Regions from separate parts of the Homo sapiens genome. Here all the other regions are linked to region 3. The links are chromatin contacts, found by Hi-C or POLR2A ChIA-PET in ENCODE. All regions are on one chromosome and are shown on one strand. Each heading gives the region's core, a stretch centred on a gene start or an enhancer-like site at or near the end of the contact. The rest is flanking DNA. Distances are from core to core; before and after follow the strand shown.

What was found. Hi-C counts contacts between places; a loop is a spot of excess contacts on that map. ChIA-PET counts read pairs that join two places held with the same protein, here RNA polymerase II (POLR2A). Pooled maps may share reads with other maps.
Region 1: a loop to region 3 is called in a map of B cell, with 13 times the contacts of the local background. The contact joins the promoter of TOMM22-DT here to the promoter of TAB1 in region 3. A Hi-C loop is called at or near these places in 1 of 168 maps with a recorded cell type or tissue (B cell), 1 of 37 single-sample maps with no recorded cell type and 7 of 50 pooled maps. POLR2A ChIA-PET finds 5 or more read pairs at or near these places in 1 of 52 experiments (T-cell).
Region 2: a pooled map shows a loop between it and region 3 (10-fold over the local background). The contact joins the promoter of ADSL here to the promoter of TAB1 in region 3. A Hi-C loop is called at or near these places in 7 of 50 pooled maps.
Region 4: a loop to region 3 is called in a pooled map, with 3 times the contacts of the local background. The contact joins the enhancer-like site here to the promoter of TAB1 in region 3. A Hi-C loop is called at or near these places in 1 of 168 maps with a recorded cell type or tissue (vagina), 2 of 37 single-sample maps with no recorded cell type and 2 of 50 pooled maps.

The regions. Positions count from the first base shown.
Region 1 is chr22:38,680,394-38,683,351 of GRCh38, reverse strand. TOMM22-DT (TOMM22 divergent transcript) reads left to right here and starts at 1,496. Exons shown (of 2, transcript XR_007068097.1): 1 at 1,496-1,626. It overlaps TOMM22 (translocase of outer mitochondrial membrane 22), which reads right to left and starts at 1,395. Exons shown (of 4, transcript NM_020243.5): 1 at 1,257-1,395; 2 at 911-1,029; 3 at 356-473. The coding sequence starts at 1,373. RefSeq lists silencers at 1,052-1,101, 1,492-1,561 and enhancers at 1,292-1,361, 408-1,607.
Region 2 is chr22:40,344,743-40,347,754 of GRCh38, reverse strand. ADSL (adenylosuccinate lyase) reads right to left here and starts at 1,255. Exons shown (of 13, transcript NM_000026.4): 1 at 1,044-1,255. The coding sequence starts at 1,196. RefSeq lists enhancers at 200-712, 713-1,226, 1,227-1,740 and a silencer at 913-1,002.
Region 3 is chr22:39,398,297-39,401,382 of GRCh38, reverse strand. It overlaps TAB1 (TGF-beta activated kinase 1 (MAP3K7) binding protein 1), which reads right to left and starts at 1,603. Exons shown (of 11, transcript NM_006116.3): 1 at 1,548-1,603. The coding sequence starts at 1,580. RefSeq lists a silencer at 1,245-1,384 and an enhancer at 1,545-1,664.
Region 4 is chr22:40,021,770-40,024,727 of GRCh38, reverse strand. FAM83F (family with sequence similarity 83 member F) reads right to left here. Exons shown (of 5, transcript NM_138435.4): 4 at 2,765-2,958. Among named protein-coding and RNA genes, the nearest start is that of TNRC6B-DT, 21 kb to the left of the region's middle. RefSeq lists enhancers at 1,047-1,547, 1,548-2,048. Within about 2 kb of position 1,692, at least 2 of the 41 ENCODE cell types and tissues checked have a DNase peak (open chromatin) inside an H3K27ac peak, as active enhancers do.

The DNA of each region.
Region 1 (2,958 bases), core at 247-2,746, 720 kb after region 3:
TTGCAAGCTCCTTATGAAAATCTAATGCCTGATGATCTGTCACTGTCTCCCATCACCCCCAGACAGGACTGTCTAGTTGCAGGAAAACAAGCTCAGGGCTCCCACTCATTCTACGTTATAGAATTATTTCATTATATATTACAATGTAATAATAGAAATTCAGTGCACAATAAATGTAATGCACTTGAATCATCCAGAACCCCCCCCCCGACCCCCGGCCACCCCCAACCCACCATCCATGTAAAAACTGTGTTCCATGAAACCAGTCCCTGGTGCCAAAAAGGTTGGGGACCAATGTGTTAGTGAAATAACTTGCGTCTCCACCACTGGCAAAAAGCCCAAGGTCTGGGCTCACCTGCCGCTGCTGCAGTTGCTGCTGTTGCTCCATTTGCAACTTCTCCGTCTCAAAGACAACGGGAAGAACCAGGATCATAAAGGAAGTGGTCCCAATCCACAAGGCTGCCCTGGAAAACCTGCAGAGGAAAATCCCCAGAGGGTGAGCATGAAGACATGCAAACAAAACAGGCAAGAACTACCCAGTAACCAAACCTCTCACATTACATACTCCAATGTTTTTGATAAACGTATTCTACCCGCTCCTTACACCATACTCCTACCAGAGACAGGAGGAGCAGCTATGGTAGCTGTATCATCTAGTGATGGCGGTTTAACATTCTCCTGAGTTCTTACAAAGCTCCTTATTCATTAATTATCTCCAACAATCTGAAATAACCCCCACAACTCCCCTGCCAGGTAAGAATCCCCATTTTACAGAAGAGGAAACTAAGAAAGGATAGGGTACAAGCCCAAGGTCACCCAACACGGGTCTGCTGCTTCCAAACCCCGTGTTCTTTCACAGCACCACGACCATCCCATGCACGTACCCAGTGCCTTTGCCCTCGTTCCTTACCTGTACATTTTCTGAGCCACAAAGAGGGAAAGATCAAAAGTGGCTCCGGCCGCGGACCGGACCCTCTCCGGAAACATCTCCGTCAGGCCCCATAGTCTCTCCGACAGGGTCTCATCTAGCTGTGGTGGAGTAGACGCGGGTCTTAGCCGAAAAAGCGACATCCATTCCTGGCCCCGCTGCGGCACTGGGAGCCGCCGAGCCCCACTGGAGCTAGGGCACCCAGGGCCCAGCAGGGCCCCTAACCCCGCCTCCCAAAGCAGCCGCTTCGCTCCGATCCCGTACCACGCGGATCCCACACCCACGAGCGGGCCCGCTTCCCGCTCTGCACCCCGCGAGGCCCTAGTACCTCCTCATCGTCGTCCTCCTCCAGCTCCTCCTCAGGCTTCTCCGCGTCGCCTTTCGGGAGCAATTCGTCCGGGGACTGGGGTTCCCCTGCACCGGCAGCAGCGACGGCGGCAGCCATGACTGTAGGGGACACCGGAAGCGGAAAGGAGGTGAGCGCAGCCGAACGGCGGACAGAGCTGCTTTTCCGGGAGCCGAGGCGCGAGCCGGGCGAGAGCGGCGCCCTCTAGCCCCGGGTCCTCCAGTGCCCGCAGCGGGTCCGGCAGCCCTGGCCTTATCCGGGCGTCGGGGCTTCGGCGGGCATTAGCAGCAGCTGAGAGGCCTGTGAGAGGTTCTGGGGCGCCACCGCAGTCATTCTGTTCAGCGGGTATAGGGTGAGCTCAGAAACTTGCTTGTTTTTCTTTTTTTCAAATGCGTTGTTTTAATTCCAGGTAATAGAGTTCAGGGGAGAACAAAGATCAAAGGGCTGACTCTGGCAAGATTCTGGGGGCTTGTTTTACTTTAAGTTCACAGCTAAGGTAGGAGTGGCTGAGTGAAAACAACTCAAGAGATGATGAGCCACTGTATTTTTTTTTTTAACAAAAGTTTATTCTTAAATTTACAACAGGCTCCAAGACAACACTTTATTCGAGCATAGGTGGCCAAAGATGTGGCCGGGAATAGAGATGTTTAAAGACGAATGGAGTCAGGCCCACCATCACCGCAGGCCCAAGGGACAGTGGAACAGGTCGCTTTTTGTAAGATTTTAGCTTTTTGTTGTTGTTGTTGTTGTTGGTTTTGTTTTGAGACGGAGTCTCGCTCTGTCGCCCAGACTGGATGGAGTGCAGTGGTGTGATCCCGGCTCACTGCAAGCTCCGCCTCCCAGGTTCAAGCGATTCTCCTGCCTCAGCATGCACCACCAACCACGCCCCGCTAATTTTTTGTATTTTTAGTAGAGACGGGGTTTCACCATTTGGCTAGGCTGGTTTTGAACTCCTGACCTCAAGTGATCTGCCCGCCTCGGCCTCCCAAAGTGCTGGCATTACAGGCATCAGCCACCGCACCTGGCCTATATATAGTTATATATTATATATAATATATATTTTATGTGTGTGTATATATATACGTATATATGTATATATATGTATATATGTGTATATATGTATATATGTGTATATAGGTATGTGTATATATGTATATATATACATACGTATACATATATACGTATTATGTATATATACATACACACATATACACACACACACACACACACACATACATATATATATAAAGACAGGGTTTCACTGTGTTGCCTAGGCTGGTCTTGAACTCCGAGACTCAAGCAATCCGACTGCCTCAGCCTCCCCAAGTCCTAGGATTACAGGCCTATGCCACTGCGCCCCACCTTGCCGGATTTCTTAATTCGGCCTGTGACCAGGGCCAAAGATTTATCTTCCTTGTCCATCTCCTTGGCCTGCTTCTTGGGCTGTTTTAGAGAGACACTGATCCAGTTTCGTTTTCCTGAGCCATGTTTTACTTGGTAGGAATAAATTAGTGTCTTGCAGGTCTTTTGGGAAAACATCAGGTAAATCTTCCCTATGTACCAAACAAAGGTAAGAGTTAACACCTAAATACCAGGTGCTCTGGTGCCTGTGGGTGTGGGTGGGTGCGGTGTGTCCTCCTTTAATCTTCACAGCAGCTCACTGGGGTAGGCACTGTTATCCCCA
Region 2 (3,012 bases), core at 6-2,505, 950 kb before region 3:
GGATTAATAAGCAACCATGTGTAAAGGGTTAAGACCTGGGTCTCAGAAGGCACTATCTGAATGTCTGCTATTATTGTAGTGTATCGCCCAATATTTTGGAGGGCAGTGATAAGGGGAGGGAGGGAATCTAGAATGAAAGTTTCCTGTTTGGAGAGTTCCATGGTACAGGTCCTAGGCCCGAAGTCAAATTGTTTCCATGTTTACTGTGCCGTTTGAGAGGGCATTGCCAACTTGCTCGTTGTGGCACTTTCCTCTGAAACTTGAGGAGAAACATTATCGCTCTCTGGATCACCTTCAGTTTGCTTCAACTCTTCTGGAGCTATTTCTGAAACCGCTGGGCTAAGAAGTTCTCTATGCAGCCCTTAGAAAAGAAATTATAAACCCCGTTTAATAAACCCCTACCCGGAGTCTTCTCCTAAGAGGCAAAGCGGAGGCCAGTGAGGCAGAAACGGTGGCCTAGAAAACAAGCATTCCAGTCCTGTCACTAACTACACAGGCACTGTGGAAAACCAAGGGGCTACGTGCTCAGCTCAGGCTCTGGAGTGCACCCAGGTTCAAATCCCAGTTCCGTTCTTAATAGCTGGATGGGCTAGGGCAAACAACAAGCTGTCCGGGCTTTGTTCTCCCCTGCAATGTGGGAAAAACACCATCAAGCCTGCAAGATCTTCATGGATTACACAAGAAAAGATTAGTGAAATAATGAGCACAACAGTACGAAACAAGCGCTCGGTGTCTGTGGTTAGCAGCGTACTCCTGCGGGGATGGCCAAAATGAATTCCCTGAAACTACAGGCTGAATTTCTCCCAGCCTCCTCCGCGTCTCGAACCCTCTCGGACTGAGAACACGTGAGGCAACAGGTGGCGGCTCCCGGATCTCCTGCCCTTGCTTTCCTGGGGCCGCAGCTCCTCAGGACAGGGAACACCCAGCTGAAAATAGCCGGGCCGCAGCTCCGGGGTGGCTAAGCCCAGCCCGGAACAGAGCCCGGCACGTGCTGGGGCGGGCCCGTCCCTCCCGGCCCAGCCCCTCAGCCCGGGATCCGTTACCTGCTCGGCCTCCGCCAGCCACAGCCACAGCTGCCGCCATGTCCGGAATTTATACCTGTCGCTAAACACGAAGCACATCTCCGGGCTGGCATAGCGGGAGGCAAGAGGTGAGCGGTAGCTGTCGGGCGAACCATGATCGCCTCCAGCCGCCATCCCAACCCTGCGACCCCGCCAGGGTGGACTGGACCAGGGAAGAGCGGAAGCGGAAACCTGGAGGCCAGGGCAGGACGGGGCGGGGCGGGACTTCCTTCACGCGGTCTCGCTCTCTGGGTTCCGGGCGCCCTGGGCGCTGCCGGCTGCGGAGAATCTCCGCTGCTTCTGCCTGAGAATTGACTTGGTTCGCTTCTTTGACCAGAAACATGATTGATGCTTCCTACGTTACTTAGCCGCGCTACACTTTAGTTTTCCTGTCTGAAAAGAGGTACATTAAGACTTCCTTGGCCGGGCGCGGTGGCTCACGCTTGTAATCCCAGCACTGTGGGGGCCCCAGACCGGAGGATCGCTTGAGGCCGACAGATCGAGACCAGCCTGGGCAACACAGGGAGACCCTCCCGTCTCTAAAAAACAAAAAGCAAAAAAAAAAAAAAAAAAAAAGGCCTGCCTTTCGGGTTGTGCGGATTCAGTGTTAGAGCGGTGTCTGGCACACTTGGAAGGCCGTGTGTACGCTTGCTGTTACTCTTATTACTGTCGCCCCACCCACTCCTGCCCGCGGCGCACCGAGCTCGGCTCTAAGGAGAAATGAAGATACCCAAGGGAAATCGGCATTTACTGCGCCCCCAGTGAGCCGGCTGCGGTGGCCTACGCCTGTAATCCCAGCACTTCGGGAGGTCGAGGCAGGCAGATTTCCTGAGCTTAGGAGTTTGAGACCAGCCTGGGCAACACGTGAAACCCTGTCTCTACTAAAATACAAAAAATTAGTCGGGCATGGCGGCCTGTACCTGTAGTCTCAGCTACTTGTGAGGCTGAGACAGGAGAATTTCTTGAACCCGGAAGGCGGAGGTTGCAGTGAGCCAAGATCGCGCCACTGCACTCCAGCCTGGGCGACAGAGCGAGACTCCGTCTCCAAAAAATAAAAGAATTAAATAAATAAATAGAAATAGAAACACTCAAGTGGCCCCCCCCCTTTTTTTTTTTTTTGACAGGGTCTTGCTATGTTGTTCAGTCTGGAGTGCCAGTGGGGTGATCACACAGGAAAGGGTTCATCTGGAGCTGTAAGAGCCAGGTGTCTCAGCTGGGCACGGTGACTCACGCCTATAATCTCAGCACTTTGGAGGCTGAGCTGGGCAGATCGCTTGAGTCCAGGAGTTGGAGACCAGCCTGAGCAACATGATGAAACACTGTCTCTACAAAAAATACAAAAATTAACTGGGTATGGTGGTGTGCACCTGTAGTCCCAGCTACTTGGGAGGCTGAGGTGGGAGAATCACTTGAGCCCAGGATGTTGAGGCTGCAGTAAGCCATGATTTTGCCACTACAGCTTAGGCAACAGTGAGACCCTGTCTCAAAAACAAAACAAACGAAAAGAGCCGGGTGCCTGCACCCTCTCCACCTGCACTTAACTCCTAGCTCTCTGCCTTTTACGTGAGGAATCTAAAGACACTCAAGCCAGGTGTGGTGGCTCACGCCTGTAATCCCAACACTTTGAGAGGCCGAGGCGGGAAGATCGCTTGAGCCCAGTACTATGCTGCTTTGAAATTACTTGTTTCTGAGTGCCTTACTAAAATGAGACCTGTGGAGGAATTCCAATTTTAACTCCCAGTTTATTTGCTGAGAGTTAACTTCACTTTTCCAATAACCATAATATTTCTAGACTATTACAAGTACATGATTAAGGGCCAGGCACGGTGGCTCACACCTGTAATCCCAGCATTTTGGGACGCTGAGGCAGGTGGATCACCTGAGGTCAGGAGTTGGAGACCAGCCTGGCCAACATGGTGAAACCCCATCTCTACTCAAAATACAAAAATTA
Region 3 (3,086 bases), core at 354-2,853:
CCAACTCGGTAACAAGACAGACGTGCCCAGCAGTAATAAAATAAAGGAGTAGTAAAGGTGTGGAGGGGAAGACAGCAATCCCCACTGGGGAGGCCTGGGAACTGTGCTCCTGGGAGAATAATTTCAAGGCTCTGGTTCCAGGTTATCCCTGAGCCAATGTCTACTCACCTCTGTGACGCCAAGGGCGAGCACTGGACCTGGCTACAAACCTTTACTCATCCTTTCACAAATGTATTTATTGAGTGCCCAGCACATGGTGATAGATAATAGAGACACAGCGGTAAACAAGAGATCACAGGTCCCTGTCCTCAAGGAGTTTACTTTCGTTTTTTTTTTTTTTTTTTTTTTGAGACACAGTCTCGCTCTGTCGCTCCAGGCTGGAGTGCAGTGGCCCGATCTTGGCTCGCTGCAAGCTCCGCCTCCTGTGTTCAAGCTAATTCTCCTGCCTCAGCCTCCCGAATAGTTGGGACTACAGGCGCCCCCACCACGCTCGGCTAATTTTTGTATTTTTAGTAAAGACGGGGTTTCACCATGTTGGCCAGGATGGTCTTGATCTCCTGACCTCGTGATCCACCCGCCTCAGCCTCCCATAGTTCTGGGATTACAGGCATGAGCCACCGCGCCCGGCGGAGTTTACTTTCTAGTACAGGAGGCAGACAAGTCCATAGACAATTCTAACAGTGCCATGCATAGGAAGGACCCAGGAGGCCAGCACCCTACCCTGGTAGGTCAGAGTAGTCCATGGTGCCAACATGTGTGTGCATCTATGTGCACATACGCGTCAGAGGACGCAGGGCCTGGAAGACAGCGCCAAACCCATGAGGGTCCAGACCGGGGGTAGGGATGAGTCTGAAGACAATTCTTCCACTCAGCGCTCTCGCCTTAGGAGAAGGAAACTGAGGCTGAGGGAGACACAGTCAGAGCCAGGACCAGAACCCAGTGACAGCTACCACTGGTCATTCCTTTAGTACAGCCCAGGGGTTAAGGGGGTTTCTGGAATCACACTGCCTGATTTTAATCCTGCCTCAATACGTACCATTTGTGTGGCCTTAGGCAAACGACCACCTCAGTGTCTCAGTCTGTCAAATAGGAATAACAGTAGCACCTATCTCAGGGGGCTGCTACGAAAATGAAACTGACAAATGTAAAGCAATTAACACAACGCCGGGGATGCAGTAAGCGGTACACTGTGGATGCTGCTGTTATTATCATTGCACGTCTGCTCGGTGTCGCAGTGGGCTCGAGACTCGGATAGCTCTGCTGCCGCCCGCCGTGTTCCCTTCTGGCTCCAGGACGCTCCCGCCCTCGACGCCCGGCAGCAGCAGCCCACAGCCCCGGCGCCCTTGACCCGGGGGCCGGGCCCGCCGCGCACACACGCCCTGGCCTCGGGAACGAGGGGGCCAGCCCGAGGAGAGGAGAAGGTGGCTGACACACCCCACCACGGAGAGGGTGGCTGTCCAAACTCGGAGAAGGAGCCGTTCCTGCACCCGACAGCACCCCCGCCCAGGCTCCCAACCCCAAGCCCAGAGAGCGGGCCTGTTCCTCACACTCTGCAGCAAGCTCCTCCTCTGCGCCGCCATCTTGGAGGAACCCCTGCGGGAGCGCCCGCCTCCCCGCAGAGCAGCGAGTGGGGCGGCTAGAGCGGCCCGAAGGAGGCGAGGATGACCGCGCTGCCGGGGAGCATGCGCCCAGCGCCACCCCACGCCCGAAGAGGGATGGGGGTCGTAGCGGACCGTGTGCGCAGGCGCGCTCTTGCACGTTTTGTTGTTGTTGTTGTTGTTGTTGTTTTGTTTTGTCTTTTCCTCGGGGCCGATTGCTCCTCGCCCATCTTTATTATTTTTTGAGATAGGGTCTCACTCTGTCACCCAGGCTGGAGTGCAGTGGCGCGATCACAGCTCCCTGCAACCTCTGCCTTCCGGCCTCAAGCGATTCTCCTTCCTCAGCTTCCCGAGTAGCTGGGATTACAGGTGCCCGCCTCTCCTGCCCCAGCCTCCGGAGTAGCCGGGACTACAGGCATGAGCCACCACGCCCGGCTAATTTTTGTATTTTTAGTAGAAACGGGGTTTCGCCATGTTGGCCAGGCTGGTCTTGAACTCCTGAGGGTTCTTTGTGAACACAGTTGGTAAGGGGAGGACAATTCATTCACTCAGCAAATGCTACCTAGGTGACCCTGCTTGGCTCTATAGTGGGTTCTGCAGCGAGCAGGACAGGCCTTCAAAAAGCTAACATTTTATTTTATTTTATTTCATTTCATTTTATTATTATTTTATGTTATGTTATGTTATGTTATTTTTGAGACGGAGGCTTGCTCTGTCGCCCAGGCTGGAATGCAGTGGCGTGATCTGGACTCACTGCAACCTCTGCCTCCCGGGTTGAAGCGATTCTCCTGCCTCAGCCTCCCGAGTAGCTGGGGTTACAGGCGCCCGCCACCACGCCCAGCTAATCTTTTACATTTTTTGTAGAGACGGAGTACCGCTATGTTGGCCAGGCTGGTCTCAAACTCCTGGCCTAAAACGATTCTTCTGCCTGGGCCTCCCAAAGTGCTGGGATTACAAGTGTGAGCCACCCCGCCCAACCTAAAATGTTAACATTTTAATTGGAGAGGACAACATTTATGTATATAAGACATTCTGCCGGGGGCAGGCGCGGTGGCTCATGCCTGTAATCCCAGCACTTTGGGAGGCCGAGGCCGGTGGATCACCTGAGGTCAGGAGTTCGAGATCAGTCCAGCCAACATGGTGAAACCCCATCTCTACTAAAACTACAAAAAATTAGCCAGGCATGGTGGTGCACGCCTGTAATCCCAGCTACTTGGGAGGCTGAAGCAGGAGAATCACGAACCTGGGAGGTGGAGGTTGCAGTGAGTGAGCTGAGATCACTCCACTGCACTCCAACCTGGGCAACAGAGTGAGACTCTGTCTTAAAAAAAAAAAAAAAAAAAGCACACTTGTCACGGGAGCCCACTGTGGCTTGCACAGAGTTGGAGGAGAGAGATGAAGGGGTTGTAGGGACAGGCTCTGACCAAGTGGGCCCCAGGCAGGAGTTTATTCATCTGGAGGACAGAGGGAAGTTGTTGCCTTCTAAGC
Region 4 (2,958 bases), core at 443-2,942, 620 kb before region 3:
TGACAAGAGGGCAGCAGAGACAGAAAGAACAGAGGCAGAATCTGAACTCCAGGGGACCTCGGAAACCCTCAATGGTGCACTCCCCCACCTTCTAGATGAGAACACAGCCCCAGGGAGGGGACGGATGTGTCCTGGGTACAGGGAGCAATGTGTCCCGAATTGAGAGCCAGGTGGCAGCTGCTCTGGGAGGTTCTGAACATTTACCAGGGGAAGGGGACACTTTCCCTGCATGGGGGCCCAAAGGCAGGAGCTCAGGTTCTCACTGATTCCCACGGTGGGTGCCCCATGCTGTCAGGGGCCCACCTTCTCACACATGCAGTCCTGGCTGCTTAGCTGCTGCTGCCTGAGGGGAGACACTGAAGCAGCCCCACTTGGCCATGGTGTGGGAAGCTGGAGGCCGTGAAAAAGGGCCTCTTAGGAGAGGAGCTCCTGGCCAGGCGCGGTGGCTTGTGCCTATAATCCCAGCGCTTTGGGAGGCCCAGAGGTAGGAGGATCACTTGAGGCCAGGAGACCAGCCTGGGCAACATGATGAGACCCTGTCTATACAAACAATTTAAAAAATTAGCCAGGCATGGTGGCACACACCTGTGAGCCCAGCTACTCAGGAGGCTGAGGTGGGAGAATCGCTTGAACCGAGGAGGTTGAGGTTGCAATGAGCTGTGGTCGCACCACTGCACTCCAGCGAGACATTGTCTTAAAAACAAACAAAACCAGCAAAAGACAGGAGAGGAGCTGCTGCTTCTCCCTCAGGCCTTGGGAGGGAGAGGAAAGGTGCGTGAATTTCAGGACTGCAGGTACTGGGCGCCCACCCAGGTGGGCAGAAGCCTTACCGGAGGAGGCTGCTCTGTGTTCGTCTAAAGGACGGACAAGGAACGGGATGATGGTTCCGGGCATCCCCGGACCTTCCTGGCTGTCCGTGCCCTCGCCCTCACTATTCCCTCTCTCTCTCTATCCCAGCATCAGGTGCCCTGGAGAGGAGCTTCCCAAGGGTACCGTCTGTGTCTGCAAGGCTGGCTCCTGGGCACCATGTGCAGACACCAGAGAGCGGCAGCAGGGGCAGGGCCGCCGTGACCACCCGAGATGTGGGAGCAGGGACATGGATGTGGAGGGACACGCAGAAGGCAGCGGGAAGGGACAAGACAATGGGCTTTGAGTTTCCATGGAAACTGCATCTCAGGGCGAGGGGCTGAAGGAAGAGAAAGCTTCCACTCCACTTCAGTCAGGACTCGGGAAATAGTCCTTGCTGCTGTCGGCTCGCCCCCTCCTTCCCCTCTTCCACCTCCTTCCCCTCTTCCCCTCGCTCCCTTGCCAGGTGTTCACCATGGCAACCCTTCCTCCAAACCAGAGGTACAGAGCAGGAGCAGCAGCAGCAGCAGCAGCTGGTGTTAGGGGAGCCAGGGAGCCCAGGAGGAATGGGGATGGGGCCAGCCACCCCTCCCCTGACAGAACATGGCTGTGCCCATGCCTGGTCTTGAATCCTGGCCTTACTACCACTTCCTGTGACCTGGGACCACTTCATTCACCTCTCCGAGCCATCTGCCACCTCTGTGCTTGAAGGGTGGTTGTGGGGGCAGAAGGGGAGAGAGAGTGCCTGTGCAGGACCTGGCAAGCCAGCAGCTCAGTCAACGTCTCCAGGCCAAACAGAAGGAACGCCCTGACACTCCCACTGTGCCCACAGCCACAGAGGCGCCCAGGCCTGTTCCAACTCCAAGAAGCAAAGTTAGCCAACATTTCCTGAGCACAGAATGTGTCAGACTCCAAAGCAGTGCTGGGGAATTAGCAGAGGGGATGACACTTGTGCTCCCTGCTCTCACACCATCACAATCCGGTTAAAGCTGGTGTGCAGGAATGCAGGAGTCCTGGAAGCCCTTGGGCCGGGCACACAAGACCTCAGGCCCTGCCATCGCCCACCTGGCCAGCCAGAGCCCAGTTCTCATCACTGGGCTCCACAGCGATGGAGGGAGAAACCCCACCATGGAAAGTCCCCTGACTCAGGGATGCAGAGATGAGAAAGGCACCGCCACCAGCCACCTGAAAGGCCACCCCAGAGACTGCTGCAGAGAGAGACATAAAGTCCAGGGCCTCCTGGGGATCCCAGAGAGATGCCCAGAAAGACGCTGCCATGGAACAATCCCACCCAGGGACAAGCAGCTGGGCAGACAGCACTCAGCAGAGGGACGTGGAGAAACCAAGTCGGACTGCCCGTCACAGAGACAGGAAACTGGGTCAGGGCACCAGTAGGGTACAGGGGAGGGTGGGGTGTGTCTAACCAGGTGAGATCCTGACAATAGGTGATCTGGCAAGGGAAAAGGTTTGCTAGAAAGAGCCCTCAACTCAGAGCCAGGGTCGAGCTGCAGCCATGCACCCCACTGTGCAGAGCCCCCGTTTCTTCACTTACAAAGGAGAAAGTTTCTCAGCTTATTTGATTTGTTGGGTTACCATGAGGGCTGATCTGAATGCCTTCTAGCAGTAGCATTAGAAGCTCTGAGACCCCTCCATGCCAAGCCTGGAATCCTTCTCTTTTTTCAGAGAAGAGGAAAATGAAACTCAGAGCTGCAGGACTTGCCCAAGGCCTCCAGGCAGCTAATGGCCGGGGCCAGAATGGGAACCAAGGACCCCGGAACCCCAGAGCTCCTGCCCTCTCTGTGCCCACAGATGGAATCTACTCCTCTGCAGGTATGAGGCAGTGCTCCTGGATAAGAGCCGATGCGGGGCGAGGGCCAGAGGCCTGGGGAGGCACCAGGCCAGAGGGAAGAGGGCTCACCTGAGATGTCAGCACTGGAATTCTCGTTGGGCCTCTTCCCCGTCAGAAACTCCACTTCAGAGGTCTCGGTGGAGACAGAGCTGGCCATGCCATTGGGCGCCGCAGGCCTCTTGGCTCGGCGACTGAAGAGCCTGCTGCTGAAGCGCCTGGCGGGGGCGGCCTCCCCCCGGGCCGCTTCTCCCATGCCGTTTCGG